Linked DNA regions of Mus musculus: region 1 is linked to region 2. Evidence: chromatin loops called from intact Hi-C (ENCODE). Cell type or tissue: left cerebral cortex. All regions are shown on one strand. Each heading gives the region's core, and the rest is flanking DNA. Links, peaks and the distances in the headings are about the cores only. Region 1 holds the start of Gm35018 (a long non-coding RNA gene). Region 2 has its middle 570 kb from the start of Gm46517.

What was found. Hi-C counts contacts between places; a loop is a spot of excess contacts. Peaks named below come from ENCODE experiments on the same cell type or tissue, not always from the same donor. Only the 100,000 strongest peaks of a DNase experiment are listed, where the experiment ranks them.
Region 1: it touches region 2 in a loop (2.6-fold over the local background); 4 of 42 quality-filtered maps call a loop at or near these places.

Annotation. Positions count from the first base shown.
Region 1 is chr15:13,087,109-13,097,327 of GRCm38, forward strand. Cdh6 (cadherin 6) reads right to left here. Exons shown (of 12, transcript NM_007666.4): 2 at 4,542-4,902. The coding sequence starts at 4,769. It overlaps Gm35018 (a long non-coding RNA gene), which reads left to right and starts at 5,007. Exons shown (of 3, transcript XR_003951640.1): 1 at 5,007-5,472; 2 at 5,907-6,051; 3 at 7,237-7,460. In left cerebral cortex, for the core only: a CTCF peak has its summit at 1,698 (motif pointing right); DNase peaks (open chromatin) are centred at 1,726, 4,390, 4,604, 4,750 and 2 more places; H3K4me3 peaks cover 350 bases.
Region 2 is chr15:13,853,896-13,864,114 of GRCm38, forward strand. No RefSeq gene overlaps it. Among named protein-coding and RNA genes, the nearest start is that of Gm46517, 570 kb to the left of the region's middle. In left cerebral cortex, for the core only: a CTCF peak has its summit at 5,500; a DNase peak (open chromatin) is centred at 5,386.

The DNA of each region.
Region 1 (10,219 bases), core at 685-8,684, 770 kb before region 2:
GTGAGTGCCCCCATCTTTAAAATCTGGCCTCTGTCTATGGCTCTGTACTCCCTTCTGATATGAAATGGTCGCAAATGGATACAGGCTATGGACAGGGAAATGTTATATTCCACGAAGCTGGTCCTGGGGGTATGGGGGTTTCTGGGAAGGAAGATAGAAATGCTTTCTTCCCCATTTCCTATTAATTTTACATAAGTCAGACATCGCACAAGTGGAGGCTGAATAAAGGCAAACGCTCCCTGTTCATCTGCTAACAGGAAACAAGTACTTTGGGTTTTCTGGGTCACGAGTGCCACTTTGACTCTCTTGGTTGTCAAATCTCTAAAGTTTGGACTCTTGGGTTTGTGACTTTTGCCTTTTTCGTGTCTGCAGGCAATTACCTTGGAGGACTGGGCGATTCTCCCTTTGCACTGATGGCCAACACTCACTCTGCCTTGAAGATGGAGTTCAGACACCATCACCGTCTCTAGGGGGTTCTGCGGAACCTTAAAGCCCGGCTGCCCCCACTCCCTTATTTTCCCATAATTCTTTGTGGATGTCACTTGACCACTGAACTTGATGGTTTTGCTATCGTGACTGACAGTCATGGGCTCTGGTTCTGGAAACTGACAACAGTGTCAGAATCATTAGTACTTAATTAAAAACCAACTTAATCCGAATCTCCACAGAGGTGAGACCCAGGTCAGGTACTTTTAAAAGTAGCAATTCTCAAACTTTTAATCTGTAAACTGCTCACCTGGGGATCTCCTTGAACTGAAGATTTGGATTCAGTAAGTACAGTGGCCCTCAAGCTGTGGGTCGTCACCCCCTGGGGGTGTGTGTCAAATGACACTTTCACAGGGGTTGTAGCATTAGGAAGGTTAAGAACCAAGAGTGTGACTTTCCAACAAGGTCTTATGAATGCTTCTTTGCTGAAACACCTCAAATTTGTTGCCCCCCACCAACAGTCTTACTTGAACCACTATCTATGTTTCTATTTGAAGCTCACACTGTTATAGCGTCTAGGGCCATTCCTTCGCATCCTGCTAGCTTTATTTGCTACTGTGATTTTAAGCTTTTCCATGAGTGTACCCCAGCTCTGGCTTGTTCTTATATCTATGCTAATCTCCTCAGGGACACAACACAGTGGAAGAGGCTGACGAATGTGAGGACAAGAGCTGCTGCTGCTCCCTCATGTCCCAGTGCGGATCATACTTCTCCCTTCATGACTGTCCCAGCCCTGCCCACTTTCCTTGCTGGCTCTTGTGACCTTGTGTGACCCCTTCTCCCTTCACTCTCTACGTTTGCCCTCACGTTTTCCTTCCTCCCCCAACTCTCCCTTAGATTTACTTTGAAGAGACCAACACGAACAAAAGCACACGGCTTGTCTATCTGTGGAGTGTTTTCCTGTAAGTCCCATTTGTTCATTCAGCTCCATGATTTAACTTTGTGAGCGCTTCTGTCCTTCCATGTGTAGATCAGATCCATCTCTTTAATTTTAGGTAAAATGGTGCTAGGCTCTGAGTAATTACTACTTGGAGCACTGGCCACACTACTAAAAGTTAACTTACAGCCTCTGTGTGGATTCACACACCAACCTAACTAGAGTCCGTGGCTCCCAATGCTTACATAGCAGTACCCTGGGTGCTTCAGGCAGCTTAGCAGGAGCCTCACAGCAACGCCTGACATCTGCCCATCAATTTGCCATTCCTAGCTCAAGGCAGTTCACAGATTTTACAGCAGGTGGCGCTATGTTCCTTTTGATGATGTCATACTCAGTGCCTGGGTTTCCCCTCAATGGCTGGGAAGCATCTACAGGGTAGACTTCAGGGTGGACAGGGCCGCTGGGGAGTGGGCCCCGGACTGTTTGAAAAGGTGTTCAAAGCCATCTAAGATACGGCCATTAGGAATGAGATAAAAATAGCAGTCTTTGTTAATTTACATGTATTATCATTTCAAAGGGTTATTGAGCTCTTAGAAGAGAACTTCTTACTGGGTTATTTTAGTCTAACTGTTTACTACATGAGACCACTAGGTATTTCTTTTTGCCTAAGGCCGGCCTGAGAAACAGCCCTGTGGCCCTCAAGAACTTTGGAACCATTGCCCTAGTCCAGACACAATTCCTCTGAGTCATCTCGTCAGCTGTCTTCTCTTCCAAGTTAGTTAAAGTTAAAAGTTGTCACCCGTGTCGGCACAGTGAAGGCCCACTCTGCTTCTCCTTTTTTGTCTTTCTTTTGAAAAAATAATTTTTTTTAAAAGGTGGGCAAGATTGAACCTGGGGCCTTGACTTGTTAGGCAAGCATTCTACCCCTCAGCCACCACCCCAGCTTTTCCTCCGTCTTTTTCTAATTTTTTTCTTATTTTCTTCTGCTTTTAATTCGGATAATAGTTGTCTGTTGGTATCACACTTGTGCAGAGATGGATTTGAGAAACGGCCGTCTCCACACTACGAGAACGACCCTCATGTCCCCTAGAGTGGCCCGTGCAGGGCGAGGACAACGCCAGTTCTCACTGTCGGTCTTTTTTCTCCAGCTAACATTGCTAATGTGTTTTGACCTCAGAGAGGAGGAGGGCAACAGGACAAAGCAGAGGACTGTGAGGGTGAGGAAGGGAACTGTACGGAATTGCCAGTAGACTATCCAGATACAATCAGCGTGGGGAAAGCCGTGGCTGGGGACCGACTCCGCTATTAATTGCCATATATTTTAGTCACTGAGATTTGCTGATGACCGTAGTTTGCTTCTGCAGGGTTAGAAGACTCAATATCCCACTTCATTATGCATAGACTTGGTGGAGCATGTACAATGAGTTTTTCAACAGTTTTAGAGATTTCAAGCGGATTGGCCAATGGTGCCCATCTCACTGGTGCTTCCACGTGACTCTGCTTCCGGAGGACTCCGGGGGCAGGAGATTGAGGCTCAACTTCCCACCTGGAGAAGCCAAAAGCCTGGAAGGTTTCTTACCAATCCTGGCAACTGGCAGTTTAGGGAGGCAGTTTTGGACCTGTCCATAGCTTGCATCGTATCCCCATGGCTACTTCCCCTATCACCATTATAAGTGTTAAGCTGAAGCCTGGACGTTAAGAGTCTGTGGTATTATTGGCATTAAAGGTACCACAATTTAGGAAGGAAAACCAAGCGGGGGAGGGGGTTTCAATCATTTTGACAAAGAGCTTTTTAAAGCTTAATCTTCTATGGTAATAATGCTATTTGCATTGTAAAAGTGCTTTAAAGATTAAAAGAAAAAAAACTATTACTCCATTAACACTGTAGCGACAAGTTGCACAGAGGAAGTGAGGCGCACACAAGGGAAGCCTGTGTTCTATCGGCCCCGCCAGGTGTGAGTTGCAAAGCAAGTTGGTTACAAGATCTTTGGGCATCAGTGTCACTGTCCTCAGCTCTCTGGATATTTCCTCTTTTACTTTATTCCACATTAATAATTCACCTCCCTGGAACACTGCCTGGCTGTCTCAACCTAAGCCTCCTTCATTTATAGTGGTAAATACGTAAGGGGAATGTTTGCACAGAGTTACTCAGGGATATTTGATCACAGATTGAAATGTGAACATGCAGCCTTAGGAATCTGCAAAATTTATGCTATTTGCCTGATCTCCTGATGAAGGTATTTTAAAATCAATCATAGGAAGAGGCATTTTGTCATCTATCTTTTTTATGTTCATTCTCAATTTAAGAGGCGCGTGAAAATTATTTTTCTTGTCCACACCATTTAATGAAATCCAGACTCAACAAGCTATGAACAGGCACCCCTGGTTTGTCTTGTACATTATGGCCCAGGTCAAATTTTTCTTCAGCACGATAGCTGATGATACAATTAGGTGACATTCGTCATGACAGGTGAAGGATGAACGAGAGCCTCACACTCTACTTTCTAGTCAATAAAATGGTCAGATGCTATCTAGAAATAGCACCTTTGTGTAACATGAATCTTTCATCAACCTTGCTACAGTTAAATCTAAGAATTTAAAATGCTTGCTTCTTGCCAATTATCTGGGATAAGACTAACCACTACCACTTGCAGCAACAGTAACTACCCCATTTAACCTCCGGGGTTGAGTTTTGCCAAGAAAAGGCATTGTCTGCTCTGAGAGCCAAGGGTGCTGGGAGAAGCAAAGCTAAGAAATAGTTAATGTGACTCAGGCTCAGGATGTTTGCTTTCAAAATGAGAAAAGGACTTGTTCCTCTCACAGCACAGTCATTCTATTTTTAATAGACCCCACTTTACAGGCTGGCTGGACCCCATTTTTCCAGCTAAAGTAAAAAAAAAAATTAAAGGATTTATGATAATCCTCCGTGGATGGTTGTGGGCGGTTCGTTTTTCCACCAGAGCATTCTCTCTCTGTTACACTACAAACATTTCTCAGCTTCTTGCTACACTTTCATCCCGCAACTACTCAAGCGAGAAGAGGAAAAAAAAAGTCTCACCAGATAAGCAACAATTCATACTGTATTGGGGAATAGCTCACATTCTCCCTGTCTATTTCTTAGCAGTAACTTCTTCAGGCTTTTAAGCCTAGACTGTCGAAACACCCAAAGGAGGCCTACCTTGCCCACGTACTGATAATCGGATCCCGTGTATTCCTCCAGGAGGAAGAACTGATTCCACATCCAACTCCTTTTCGAACGGCTCAGCTCATTCCTGCTGTTTGCAGAGAGCTCCAGGGCTTTCCTCTTTGCTGGGAAGCCACTAGTCCTTTTAGATAATGGGTTTGAGAAAGTTGGGTAGGGCTGGCCGACCCAAAAGAGCAGCAAGAAGTACCGGTAAGTTCTCATGATGCTGGCAAGGCAGGCAGTCGAGTCTGGGTGTGAGCTCCCCTTTTCTTAATACGCCTCTTTTCACTGCACCAAATCCAGGCTCATTCCTCCTTCCTTCCTTAATGTTCTTTGCTTGGCTTTCAGAGGGTACCTGGAAAGAATAATAACATATCAAGCACTTTTAGAGATGCTTAAAATTCAGTGTTAGAGCAAATAGGCAGGAGCAAGAATGTAGAAACTTGAATGGCAAAATAACAACAAAAAAAGTTGGCTATCAATTTTGAAATGAGGGCAATCGTCTTTTAGGTACACAGAAGGGGATGCGCAGAATGGGAGGCGCGTACCCAGCGGGAACTGCTCTTTCTGGTTTTCCTTTTATATCTCTTGCAAATCCGACGTTAAGTAATCGCTCTGCTAGAGTTCAACGCGCCAGGATGGATAATTTCACTACTCGTTTGCTTTGGAATATGTGGGCCGAGATCTGGTTAGAGGAAACGAGTTTGTGTTTCTGATTCCATTTGCATATTTATATCTCCATGAACAAGTCCAAGGCAAAGAATACCATAGACAATTTAAATTCAATTGCAAGTGGATCATTTGGAAATTTCACTGGAAGATTTTTGAGCACCTGGGATGCACCAGGCAGGAGGCGAGGCAGAACTTGTTCTGCAGACTCTTGGCTGAGGAGATGTGTGATGATGGATCAGCTGGGTCAAATAAGGTTGGAAAACACTGTATGCCTTTCTTCCAAATGAAGATTTGCGGAGGGAAGTTTCTGAAGTGATGTGTGTGTGTGTGTGTGTGTGTGTGTGTGTGTGTGTGTGTGTGTGTATGTATAACAGTGGTGACGGTAGGCTTGTCTTTAATCTAAACTTTGCAAACTTTGATCACACCCCTCCATGAGAACTATTTACGCCATACTATAAATGTATATATGCATAAATGCACTGTGTCAGTTCACTGAGAAACTGGCTCTAGAAAGTCACTTGTCTCAGAATGTCACCCAAAGACCCCTTGTCTGGGGATGGGTGGTCTCCTGAACTCTGACAGGGAGGAAAGATACCAGAAAGCAGGCCATGAGCATTGTGTCCTACAGAGTAGCTAAGAGGTATGCCTGCTTTCCGCCTGAGGTGACTATCGTCTTTCCCACGCCAGGTAAATGTCTCCTGTGGAAACAGGAAGCTGGAAGTTCAACCAGGAGAAGCTTGTCTGTGGAAAGCTCAGTTGGGGACTGGAGCCGAGGTTGTGAGTTCCTGATTCGATGACACTTTTCCCCCTTTCTGTTGTGACTGCCTATCAGGTACTTTCTATGTATCAATTTACTTCTGTTTGTGATCTATTTAGCGAATGCCCTCATTAGAAACCAAAGGGATAGATCATCTTCTCGATCATGCGGAATAAACATGTAAGAGTTAAATAAGCGGTATTCCAATTTCCCTAGGAAATCCTTGACTTGTATCTCTAAATTTCACTTGTGTCATCGACAATGATGGCCAAGTTGTTTCTGATTTTCACAAATGCATTAAGCAGACCCCGGTATCACAGTGAGGACCACTGATTGTGGGCTTAAAAGTCAGCGATTAAACAATATGAGTAATTATTTTTGTGGCAAATATTAATTTTCAAGAAACCAACCTAATTTTTTTTAATCCCTGGGACTCTTGGTAAAGATGGCCATTTGATTCAATGGCTTACACAATTAAGGCCTTAACGCCATATTGCTTCCCTATGCTTTCCCCCTGCCTCAGATTCCAAAGGGCGTTGGCATCACAGTCCTGTCCCACCATAGCTGGCCTAAGTTTCCCAGAAAAAAAAAAGAATACAGTGGATCTAACAAATGACATATTGATCATGCTATTTGAATATGTTCTTGAATAGCGCACCCATAAACACAAGAGCTTTGGCATGAGAACACCACGTGAATCGGGCCAGAACATCCTCCTTAAGCCACAGGGATGCGCACGCCTTAGGCACTCTGTTCAGTATTTTTGTTTCCCTGAATCATAAAAGACAGACCCACTTGGTTCCTATCATTCGATCCCACAAATGCACAGGTGAGAAGGATTTTAACTTTTTGGTTTTCTTTAACCCCACCAGTGAGTAATTAGAGACATGTAACATGGTACTGAAAACATTGAACTATTCCATCATATTCAGCATCTTCAAACCTTGATTCAATTCTTACACATCTTCCTGACAGCAGGCTGGGGAGGCGGGAGGTCCGCAGGGGACTGAGCTTGGACTGATACTTATTAGTCAGGTTAGAAAAATGCCAGGCAACAGCACACTTGTGGCTCCTCGGCCCAGTCTGGACGTGGGCTGACTCTTCCTTCTCCTGTGGGTTGGAGCCGTGAGGGGCCCGAGCGCGCATGTGGAGAAAGCGCTCCAGTGACACTTATTCATTTTTAGAAATAGAGATTACACTGAGGTTGATTCAGTGAAAATTACATTTCCCCTAATTTCCCACATTCACCATTATTTGCAGAGACAAATCCTGCAGTGAAGAATTACAAGTCTGCTGCTCCACTCTGTGTGGGCCCCACGGTGCTGGCAGGAGAGAGGGATGTGGAGAATGGCGGTGTCAGCTGCTGAAAAGCCTGGCTCCTAAAGGCCATTTTAAAGAAGAATCGATCCCTGTGGGCGTTGTATGCAAACTCTACAAGCTGTTGCCACTTGAATATTAAATATTAGTTCTTTTTTAATACCACAGATACCAAAATGTCAAGTATTTCATTTTTTTTTCTTCTTAGTTGGTAATGAGCTTTTAAAGCGATGCAAATTTAAGCAGAGTTTCCAGTGTTCACTGTAATGTTAGTTTAGCTACAACCCAGTTCCTGTATCAATCTGACAGGCTGAGACCTAATGAAAAAAAAAAAGCCTCAATCTGTAAAACAGAATGACATCGATCTGCGCATATTTGATGCTAATGTTTTAGAAGGATGTATTTCTCGGCAATCTCTATGAATTTGGAAAAGCTACCTAATTCCATTTGACCTCGGGTGTTTCTTTTGTTGGCGTGGTTATTTTAGTATCTACCTCAGAGCGGGGCATTTTGAGGAGTAAATGAGTTTGCATTTCATGCAAAGAACCCAAAGTGATGCCTGACACTTACAAGTGCATTGCTAAGTAAGTACTAGATATTAGTATTCTCGTTATTAGTATTTGAGGTGCAATCACAGATCCAAATATAGCACACTGGGCGGGGCTGACGACGGTCAGGAAAGCATCTCTGAGTCAGAGTTCTTTCAAGAATAGGAAGACTTTAGACGCAGGGTGGATTCATTTGCTAATTGCTCACCTTTGTGTGGCCTTCCTCTCTGGCAGTTCTAGAGAAGACAAACCCTTATCCCTGTGACCACTGCTCACACCAAGGACAGGAACACAGACGAAAAGCAAAGCACTCACAGAACCTGTGTATTTTTCTTCCTGTCCATCTTACAATGATGAGATAAAGAATAAATCTTTACTTTATTCAGGTGTTAAAAAAAATAACAGTGCCAGCTTCAACGTAGTCGTTTTAGCTTTGTACAAATGGTTTTGGCAGTTAGCGTGCTGAGACGATCCTCCTGTAGTGTTAAGTAAGAATTTTATGTAGCTAGAATAAATATTATTTATGTTTTAGATTTTGCTTCATCCAACATTATGGGGTGTGTGTGTGTGTGTGGAATCAACACACTCCAAGCACGTGTCTGTAAGGCACGACAGTAACAACAGCAGCCTGGACCCCAGGGTTCAAGGCGTTGAAGGTCAGGGGCTGAGGAAGTGCTGAGGAGCATCAGAACTTTGAGGAATGGGGGAGGCCTGGCATTCCTGAACAGTGGAGCTCCGAGAGGTACAGAGGTGCCTGTGGCAAGCGGCTCACGCTGTAGGCTTCCTAAGTCAGCTGGCAGGACAAAGAGCTCAGGCTGCACACACATACTGGATTTTAAAATAGCAGGCACGGGGTCCAAGAACCAGAAGATAGTGGGAGGGGGAGAGCCCTCCCTTGTGTGTTCCTCCTTACCCCTTCTTTTATGCCTGTTGGCATCAAGAGCAAATCAGTTATGTGTCTAACTGCTAGACTCACAAACAACTCTATAAAAACTCAAATTGAACTGTCTAATTACAGTCTAATGGTGGTTTAAGAAGACTCTGACTCTACTTTGGAGTTTTCTTTTGGGAGCAAATTTGATGTTTCTTAAAGGCAATTGTTGTAAGCTCTGAAAGATGGTTTGTGACAGCGCTTAATCCAGACAAAGAGTTTGTCTTGTGGAAACTTTATTTTAGTGATATGCAAAATCTAATTGAGGTGTTTATGTATAAAGGGGCAGGCCCCCAGCCTGCTTTAGTAACTGTATATGTGGAGACTGTATTTGCATAGAAGATGATATAAATTTCAATCTTCATAAGAATCCTTAGTCAAGCCCAGGTTTTACTCACACTTTGCCACTTAGAAAGTTGGACACATCAATTCAGGTTCTACCAACTTCCAACATGCAATGATTAATCCAAAAGCTGAGTTGATGTTTTCCATTGATTAGCAAAGCCTTTCCCTTCAACTGTCAAACATTAATAATATAAACATGTTTCATTGGTTGTGTGGAGCGAGAAGAAGAATTACAAGGTCTTCAAGTTCCCTAGAGCACTTGGAAATCACCTTTCACTCACAAATCATTAATATGCTAATTAGAAAATGTCTCCATTGATTGAATTGCTTCTCTGGCGACTTCTGTTTGCTAACAGTTTGAATGACTCAACTGTATTATCTGGTTTTGAATCTGATTCTATTAAACTATTTGCAGACAAACAGTATTAGATATATTGAAAGATGTAATTACAGTGATGCTTTAAAGTCCAGCATACATTTTTCCCTAGTGATCTTGATTGACTGTAATCAGGCAGTGGCACTACCTAGTCTACAAACCCATTGTTTCATTTGTGGGGTCTTTAGTTTGGTATTGAAAGAGCTACAAAAACTCAGTAATGTTGTTAATCTGCTTCCAACACTGACCATAGTAAAAGAATTTAAAAATTGACTATGAAATGATTTCTTTAGGTAAATGATGTTGAAAATATGCATTTATATTATATAATAGCATAATATGTTGCTTGAGATTATCCACAGAAACCATTGCTCTAAGTATCATCTGCACTAAGTCATCTAACCCATAAGTATAGCTTTTTAGCCTCTGTCCCATCAGTCCCTTATTAATTTTTAGTACCTTTCTTTTCCATTTTATAATTAATGAAGTAGAAAGCAGCTAGTAGTTTATAACTACTTAGCTTTATTCCTGACCTCACTGCACCCCAAACATGAATATGATGTTCTTTTTAAAAATGATCATTAGGCAGTTTCATACATTAATATAATGAATTTTAGTTGTGTTTTCTCCCTGATTCTTGGCCCATCCCTCTCTCTCTCTCCTGTTGAAACTCATCTCCTTTTAAAGTTCTTTCTGTGTGATCCACTAAGTTGAATTGAGAGTTTC
Region 2 (10,219 bases), core at 1,406-9,405:
TAAGCAAAACCAAGAGCAGAAATCTGTCTAGATATTTAAACACACAGAGTTTAAGGCAATACGTTGTTCACTAATGTAGACAGTAATATTTTGAAATTACTATAAACTTGTGTGTGTGTGTGTGTGTGTGTGTGTGTGTGTGTGTGTGTGTGTTCTAGCTTTGAGATTTTGGGAAAACATTAGGGACCTGACATTCATTTCATTAAAAAAGATAGTCACACTAAACCATAGAATTGTTTAAAGATGAGAAGAAAATGATTTAGAATTCCACTGTGACGCATAGACAATTGCTTGGGTTGTAAATGAATTCTCTGAAGACCGAGCAGACTTGCCAGAACCAAACACATCCGAGAAATCTCAGGGGAAGCTGCCCACTGGAGATACCGTGTGTGCTGCTCACTTCAAAGCCTTCAGCCTGTGCCTCTTATTAAGAAACCAGCCTGAGCATCCAGACCTCTTTAATTGCTCCCTACATCTGCTCAGCCCCTTTGTTGGGCTTCAAATCCTAAAAATTTAAGTCATTAACAAAGCACTGCTCTTCTTTTGGAGAGGAGCATTCTCTATTGATAATAATAATCACATGTGTTACTTACTCATGGAATTTAAAAAGAAAAAAAGCTTGGCAGGATCACAGACTCTGGTTGTGTTTGTTTCTGGAGAATACATGGGATACAGAAATGTATTTAATCTAGTAGCACACAGTGGGTACGGACACTTACTCGGTGCTCATATGTTTTATGATTTCTTCAACTCTTTCAAATTATGGATGGCTTCTTGGCCTCTGACCCTCACAGGCTCTGTATTATATTCCCCTGTTCATGATGTCATTCTTTCTTGCATTAGTGGAGCTAATGTCATGCTTTCATTGATGCACAAACGTTCTGGATATTTATGAAAAATACAGTAAAGCCTTTTAATGCACGATCTTTTAGATACACATTTCCTATGACTAATATAAATGAATATAGAATTACAATATTTGGGCCTTATAAACTCAACATCTATAGTGACAAGCATAATTTAAACTTTTTAATTGAGGTACAATTTAAATACACTAAAATGTTTAATTGGATACGTTTATTTAACTAAGTCAATTTCTATGTCACATTGGTATCTATTGCCATTAGCCTAAGTTCCATTACTTGAAGTATGCTGCCTCTTCATGCCTGAATGTAACTTATCCCAAACTAGGATATTTTACTCAAATTTGATATGTGCCTCTAGGCAGGGCAATCACCACTTTAAAATCAAAATTCTGTATGCTATATATTCAGTGAGTACGTGCTTATGATGTTATATTAACCTGAGTAGGTGTAAAAGATTTGCTCATTGAATGTAAGTATTGTGTGATGTCTACTTTGTGTCATGCATGCTATTATTTAAATAAGTTAGTAATAGTATCATTAAGACAAAACAGTAGGAAAATACACACAAATATGTTCTTTTAGTTGTTCCTTTTAATAGTACAGTTTCACTGAAGTAATTATTACTTGTGGACTTTTTTGTTTGGTAGAGCATATATATTTGGGGAGATTAACTAACCAGGTGTTGTCTTTACTCAGTGGGAAGAGATGCTCTCGGGTTCTGCTTTCATGTGGAATAGTACACAGCTTGACTCTATCTTTCTTCCTGACATCAGACCTCTGAACTGCCTGTAGCCTTTAGGGCATGTTCCTTTATTTTCATGGAATAAAAAAGCTAAACATTCCCAAACACAGCACCCCTTTTGTCTTGCATCTCTGCTTCTGGGAAGCTCAAACTCTCCTGATGACTGATGTCACTGGAATGGGATGTCATCACATAGTCTCCTAGAGAAAAACTGACGCTGAAATACTTACTTTTAAAAGTATTGAATTTTTTGAAGGAGCAATCTTTACTGAGATACAATGGATATAACATGAAATTAACCATTTTAAATTGTAAAATTAAGTGGTATTAAAACTACCCAAAACTGGGTACAACCATTATCTCCATTCTAATATATTTTCAATACCGCAATAAAGGACACTCCATTGATTAGTCCCAAAATGTCTCTGTTGCTTTGGATCCTTGTAATACCAACTGGGTGTCTTATATGCAATGAACTCCATTTCCTACATTGTAGAACTGAGGTTCCTGTACATACATTGTGCCCGGGCAAGTTGCTCATACCTCACAAATCCTGCTTGGTTATGTCCTCCCCTGGGAAAAAGGCTAATTATTTATTCCTTGAGTCTTTTTCATGCAGTTGCTAACTTCATTTATGTGGGCTTCTACTCATTATCTAATTACTTCACAGAGGTCTTCTTAATACTATTCCTTTGAGTGTTAGGATCTCAGGATTTGAATTTTAACAGTGCAGAGATATTTGAATCAGGGCACTCCTTTAGATTCTAGCAATCACTGACCTTTGGTGATCATTGTTGGGTGGATCGTGTAAATGGAATCATTCCAGTCATGACTTTTTGTCTCTTTGAACTTCTTACTCTTAATACTGTCTTAGAGGTTCATCAATGTTAGCCTATAGCCATATATACTTTTAAGGAATGAGTAGTATTTCTGGATTTTTTTCAAACTTGGAAATAAAATTTCTACTCATTTTTTGTTATTACAAAAATGCTGATATAATTATTTCTGTGTTTCTGTTCATATTCCTTATTTTCTATTTTTTGGGTGTATGTATAGGGTTAGTGTGGGATCTCACAATAGCTCCATGTGTACATGTTTTGAGGAAATATAAACCATGTTTTTTTCATAATGGCAGAGTCAATTTATATTTCCTTCACCAATAAACAAAGTTTTCAATCTTACCACTTACTGCATTCAGGCTTAAAAATGTTATTGTCTGTCAGTGAACTCAGAGGCAAAACAGTTTCTTAGCATGAGGCCAAAGAAGAAACTGTTCCTATTCCATTTGGTATGAAGTATCTCTTTGTGGTTTCTATATGCAGTTTCTTAATGAATAATAATACTGAACACTTTCTCATGTTGTTTTGTTAATTGATTAATATTCTTCCAAAGGATGTCTACCTAAATTCTCAATTAATTGGATTATGTGCAGTTTGGTATCTGTTGCTGGTTTTTGGATTTTTTTCTATATTTTGATGAACAAACCTTTATCAGTTTGTAGTTTCAAAATAGTTTTTCATGTTTTTCAGTGTCTTCACTTTTTTTTAAAGAAATCAATCTTATTTTAATTATTAGTATAAACAAAATCTGTGTGTATCAATGGTCTTCCATGTGACATGTCCTCACTGCTTTTCTCTAGGCGTTTTAAGAATGGACAGAAAAGCTTTTATCCATGTTTATGCTCTGTGCAGTAGCATGCTAAACCTCTCACTTTTATTAAAATATGTCTCAGTGTTCATCCATTCACCTTTCCTGCTCTCTCTATCATGTCTATCAACTTAAAACTAAAGCAGGGTGTTTAGATCTGCTTTCTTATATTTTGAATTTAAGTGTAACAAATTGCCTCTTCTATATGAAATACATATTTCTTTTGATAACTGTAGTGAACATGAAGATTATATAATAATTTATTGTTTTTAGTATATATGCAGGTTAGAATTACTAGGTCTACTTTTAATATTTTGAGGGCTCCCTTAACTGTGATCCTTAGTACTGTGCTAATTGGCATTCAGCTAACAGTGGTCAGGGTTCCCTGTCTTGACTCACTTGCCAGCACATACCATCTTTTGCTCTTTTGGCAAAAAAAGCATTTCTACTTGGGTGAAGTGAAAGCCCATTGTGGTGTTAGTTTGTATTTCTCTATTTAGTGTTCTTAAGTTTTTTTCATATACTAGGCAACTTTTATGTCTTCATTGAGAAATATTTATTCATATCTGATACATTTTTATTAATTATTTCAAATTTTGAGATTATTATATACTTAATTATCACCACACTTTTTCTTACCTCCAACCCCCCTATATACTTCCTATTCATTTTTAAATTCATGGCTTCTTTTTTCATTAACTGTTGTTACATACTTAAAGGTATATGTGCATATGTATATTATATGCACATATATATATACACATACATACATACATACATACATACTTAAATATATAATTACAACCTGCTTAGTCTGCATAATGTTACTTATATTTATACTTAAAACGATGACTTGAATAGTTCATTTGCTTTTGTTTTCAGATCCTTGAGATAGGCTCTCACTGTGTGACAGTGGCTGTCCTTGAATTAACTGTATAGCCCAACTTGGACTCAACCCTATGGTCCAGCTTCCTGCTCCAGCTTCCTCAACACTGAGATTATAGATGAATGCCACCATTCTTCATAGTATTTTTAGGGGTTTTTGTTTGTTTGGTTTTCTTTTTAGTTTGTTGTAATTTGGGGTACAATATTTGGAATGTAAATAAATAAGACAATAAAAAATACACTTTATTTTGTGCATATGTGCCAGAGTGTTTGTGTTCCAAGTGCCCATAGGGGGCAAAGAGAGTCAGCATTCACTTGAATTGGACTTAGAGACAGTCTACCTACTGTGGGTGCTTGGCGCTAAACTTAGATTCTCTGCAAGAACAGCAGGTGCTTTTAACTGCTGAGTCACCTCTACATGTCCTAAGCTTTTTCATATTTCATTTTGACAATCACTCTTTATTAGATGGACATTTTGTATGCATTCTCTCCAGTTCTGTAGCTTGCCTTTCCACTCTGGTGCATAGCTTTTTATGATGAGATGGTCCCACTGTTTTTGTTTTTGTACACTTTGTTTGGTGGACCATGTCACAAAACAAAATCTGTGTCCATTCCAATGTCTGGTCATATTCTAGGCTTTTGCTTCCAATGATATGATATGTTTTGGTCTTAAATTTTAGTTTTCTATCCATATTCAAAAGCTTTTACCATTATCAAGAGATAAAGTTCTAATTCACGCTTGGGTATATGGATATCCAATTATCTCAGCACTGAAAACACTCTCTTTTCTCTAGTGCATGTTATTAGGACTCCTGTCAAAAATTAGTTAGCTATAAAGGGAGTGATACCAGCATGCTAAGCAAATTCTTCATGCTTTTGTTTCCTGTGGCATGATTCATAGTAAGTTCTAGAACCAATCCAGGTGGCCACCAACAGATGATGGATAGATAGGTAAAGAAACTTCAGTTTGCATATATAGTAAAGTGAATTTGTCCATAAAAAAGAATGGAATTCTGGTCTTTGAAGCAAAATTTGTGAGATTGGCGGACACTGCATTATGTAAAATAAGTCAACACAGAAAGATAGAACAATGTCTTCTCTCATATTTGTGAACTGAACAGGAGATATCTGAGAAGATATGGCTTAAAATGAAACTTGCTGACAAGTCTGAGGACCCAAGTTTGATTTCCCCAAGCAGCAAGAGACAATTAAGCTTTACAACTTGTCCCTCCAACACCCCCCTCACACCTACAAATACACACACACACACACACACACACACACACACACACAAAATTAAGATGTATAAAATACCAACATGAAGTACAATAGTGACCACTAGTGGTTGAAGAGAGTGTTTTCCAGAGGTGAAATAGGATATTGCATGCTATTATCAGTATGGAAATATACAGTATTGCACTAACATGTGTCAGATGTCAACAGTTTTAAGATACAGACATTATGTGAACATAAATTCATGGGTTCATATTCAATGAATTTATTGTGTTCCATCAATGTACATGGTGACTTGATAATGCTGTTTGACGCACAAGTTGAGTTTTATGAAATCTAAGATGTATATTTGTGGTTGAGTGCATTGTCAAACCTATAAACTACTGCAGACCTCCTAGTTTTAGCTCTTTCACTCAGGGTTTTTATGTATTATGTATTTTTATGTATTTATGTTAACTTTTGTATATAGTATGAGGTCAGGCGGCACTTAGGAATTTACTTAAGAATGACACTGGGTTTTAACATTTCTTGAAATTAATTCTTGGACTTCCGGAAGCAGCCAATAGTTTTTATATACAAAATTGTTTTATATATTGAGTTCTTCATAATTGCAAATTCATAATATATGCTATTCATTATACACTTGAAATACATTTGAGGCAAACCTTCATTCCTTTTGGAAAAATGATTTTTTAGAATACAAAGATTATTTTAAAGTGTGAAATGGAAGGTGGATTCTAAATAAGTTATATTTTCAGCAAGGAAATAGGAAAAGGCCTTGTAAATTCGTTGTTCTTTCCTGAAGTCTTTTTTAAAGCACTGAAATAATCTTATATTTTAAAGAGTTTGTTGTTGTTATTGTATAATTTTTGTCACAGCGGACATCTCAAATTGAAAAGTGAGGATTCACTCAAATCTGCCTTTTCCAGGATTCTAATAGCCTCTTTAGACATCACCAATCAATTTTAGAGGAGAACATGAACTTTACAGTTTATGTTGTATTGTTCTCTCTTGTTCTATCAATGATTCTTAGTGTATTTCCAGCTCAGAGCAAAACATTTTCCTTGAACTATATTTTAACTTTCGATGATAGAGTAGTGCAAGTAGTTTGTTTACTTATTTTTATTCCTTGAAACAATGAAAGTCATCTTGTAAACATCTGTCTGAGAGTTTCTGGGAATTGAGAATCTCATTAAGTGATGCTGAATATACTGAGGGATCTCAAAAATGCCCCCCAAAATGAACGTTTTCAATATTCACAAGCAGGAAAGCCATCCTCTTTCTTTAAAACACTGCATACAAGAGAGACAATACTTATAGAAGTGAATATAATTTCATTTGGGAGAAAGAATAGACTGAATGAAGCTGAACAAATTTGCATTTTCTCTGTCTTTGGATTCTAAAACTAGGTTCAAATTCAAACCGTAATTTGGTAAGATAGTAATAACTCTTTGTTCTATGTTTTTGTGGTTTTGTTACCATTTCCATAACATGTAAGACTATCATCTGAAGTACACAGGCTCTCCAGCAAGTACTGAACAACCACAAACGGCTTCTGTTGCTGCCCTGTGATGGGACATTTGATGAAAAGAGTGTGATCGGGCAGGATGAGTCTCTCATTGGTAAGGGACACTACATTGCTCTAAAGTTAAAATCTCTCCTTTCATTTGCTTTGAGATAGTGATGTGCAATGTTTGATTCAGTCAGGTAAATCCACTCAGCTTAGTGGACTGATTTGAAGACAATAGAGTAATACCTAGTGTAGTGCACATGTTGACTGGTCACTTCTGGTTCGAATCGTGTCCTGAGCACTATTGCCTTTGGAGAAATGGAAGACATGTTCATTGATTCATAACTTGCCTGCTCTCATAAGGCTGTTAGATTCAGCCTCCACACGGGCTTTCTCCCAGATGCTCCATGCCCACTTATTTTCCATAACTTGTGCGGTTCTGTCCTTATTGGTTTATTTACTTTGGTATTCCACTGTGGTGTTTTGTTTCAAAGGAAGCTATTATCCCTAGGTATCTGCAAGATTATGGCATTAGTTTTGGCAGTGTGATCATAGTCCCATTCTTTATCTGTATGCATATAAAACTCTGTCCATTTCAGCCGTAAGCTCTTAATTATAACTGAGTCCAAGCATAATAGTTAATCTGGTCATGTCAAAGATGAGCTTTGTCTTTCATGATAATTAATGTACTTTGCAAATTGGAGTTACATCGATGTGATAAAACCAGTCATGGTTTTGACCTCAGAGTCGAGGGGTTAAAGATGACAGCAAAGCCTATGGCAGGCAAATACTCTCTGCTGTGTCCATTGGATACTAACATGCCAGTTATTTTGTTTTCAGGAGAAGTACGTATCTATTCTAAATTGCTTTTAATTCTGTCACCAACATCAAAGGCACCATAGACTTCCTATGATGCTGGGCTTTAGTGATAATATCTGAATAGTGTGGAGCATGCTAGACTGGGATTGCAAACCTCACCTCCCTGAGTAAGTGAGTCCTCATACTGCACACTGTTCCAGGTATCTCTTACATTTCTACTCAGTTTTGTTTGTTTTCACATAGACTACTTTTCTCCCTTCCTGGTTCTAAGTTTATAGATAGCTATTTTCCATGCTACTGCTACCTTCTATCATGTAGATTAAAGATGCCTACCTTTGTCATGATCTTTACTTGTAAGTAAAAACTTAGTTCTTTGGCATCCTTCTCAATGCCTAACAGAAGGCCATCAACAGAAATGATGTTCTTTTAGCATCTGTGTGTCACAGCAGTGGTACACAGAGTAATCCTCCAGTGACCATGACAACATCAATTGCCTAACCATTTCAGTAAGTGTGACCTTTGTAGACCAGAAGGATATTTTATTATTTATAACTGATAAGGATTTCATGGAAAATATCCTGCAAACTAGGCCACTATACTCTTTCTCAAATCGTTACTGTCCAATGTAGGCATCAATCAGTTGATGATTCCCACATAAATCATCTACTCTGTCTCTGTCAAATGTGTAAGCTTTTACTATCATTCTCTCTAACAAAATTCCATTGCCTTTGTACTATAGGGAAATGCTATGTTTTATCTTGAAGCTTTTTCATTTTTGTTGATATCAATAAGGATTTGTGGATTCCAGTTATCATGAGTGAATTGTTTTCTGTTACTATCATTATTTATTATGCTGTTCAATTCTTTGGTTTAGTGTGTAATACATCTCATTTTTCTTAGCTCTCATTTTCAGGCATATTAGTAGCTTACAGCTTGTCTTGTGTTTTTCATACTCTAAATTTGGAGCATATTCCATTTTCATGATTATAGACATAGGGCAGTGTAGGCAATCAAAATAAGCAGGCATCTCTCCCCTGTTTAACCAGATGCATTTTCCTTTTAAGATATGTGTTCAGATTGACATTAATTGGTGCAGTTGAAAGGTGGCCGTAGTAAAGCTATAATTTAGGTGCTTCTTCCACAGACCCTCCAGGTACCGTCACAGTAAGCCATGCTCTAAACTACAAAGTGGTCTGTGTCATCTTTGAAGCTTTCACCTACTCATCTGATACCTCTTGTTAAGGCACAGCTGATTAAAGGTGCATTGCTCCTTGTTATTCCAGGCCACCAGCAGTAAGATCGCCTACTATTTAAAAAAAAAAACGTACAGCACTCTTCTCAAGCATTTGACTGAAACTGCTGTGTGCAGATTCCTTTTCAGAGTTTTAGGTCTCTGAGAGAAAAAAGAGGTCCCAACCAATCGCTCTCATGAACAGTTGACCCATGTAGTGTACCAAGTGTTTGTTTTTAGCAAAAATCTATTTTTCAAGCCACCATAATCATGACCAATTTCAGTCATTTCCTTGATAAACTATAGTTTCTCAGATTAAAAAAATCATGGAATATAAGAATAAAAGTACAAGCATTAGCATTCACTGCTTGAAGTGGAAAACTTTTTGACATATAAAGAATAGAAAGATACAAAGAGGAGTGAGATAGGGATGGAGGGAGGGAGTGAGGATATAAGGAGGGAGAGAGAGAGGTAGACAGAGGGGGTGAGAATTTTGTATACATAATATCGCCACAAAGAAACAACTTTATTTTTTTACTTGTTTACTAATTGATGATCAAAACCCAACATCACACTGATATATATATATATATATATTTAATACTGCCCAGAAGTTTTTTTTTTTCCAGTTTGGCACATTTGTGAGTCATATTTGTGACTCTTTCTAATGTAGAAGAAGCTTTTTCCATTACCAAGATCAGTGCATTTACTTATTACCTCTTCCCTGACCACCTTTCCTAGATGATATTCCATCACCTCTGTGTAGATGCCTTTTCCCTGTTATAGTCATAAATGTATGTCAGCCTCCCCTCAACAGAGCACACTAGTCATCATTCTAAACTACCGTCTGGTGATTACCTCCTCATAGCTACCATGTCATCTTCACCTGTTTGGCACTGTCTGCTCTTGCTTCATCTCACTCTCTATAGACTGGTTCTATTCTCTCAGGTTCAGGCAGAGATAATACTTTGAAAATTTTCAGGACATACTCTGCCTATAACCATTTGTCCAAATTCTTTATTAATCTATAACCCCTTCCTTTAAAAAGGAAGGTGGTGTCATGGAACATAAACAGTCAGGGACTATTTATTCTGAGTCAGTCAAAGAGGTTTCCACATTTATTGAACTTAGGAGCTTCCAATTTTCATTTTACTGCTTGTGTTTATTAAATCATTAGTTGATTTGTTAACTTCCCATTTTACTTGCTCTGAAGGAAATATTCATTTCCATCAGAGAGGGTGATGATGAGAGAGCAGTGATACTGGTTTTTAAAGAGTTTTGTTTTA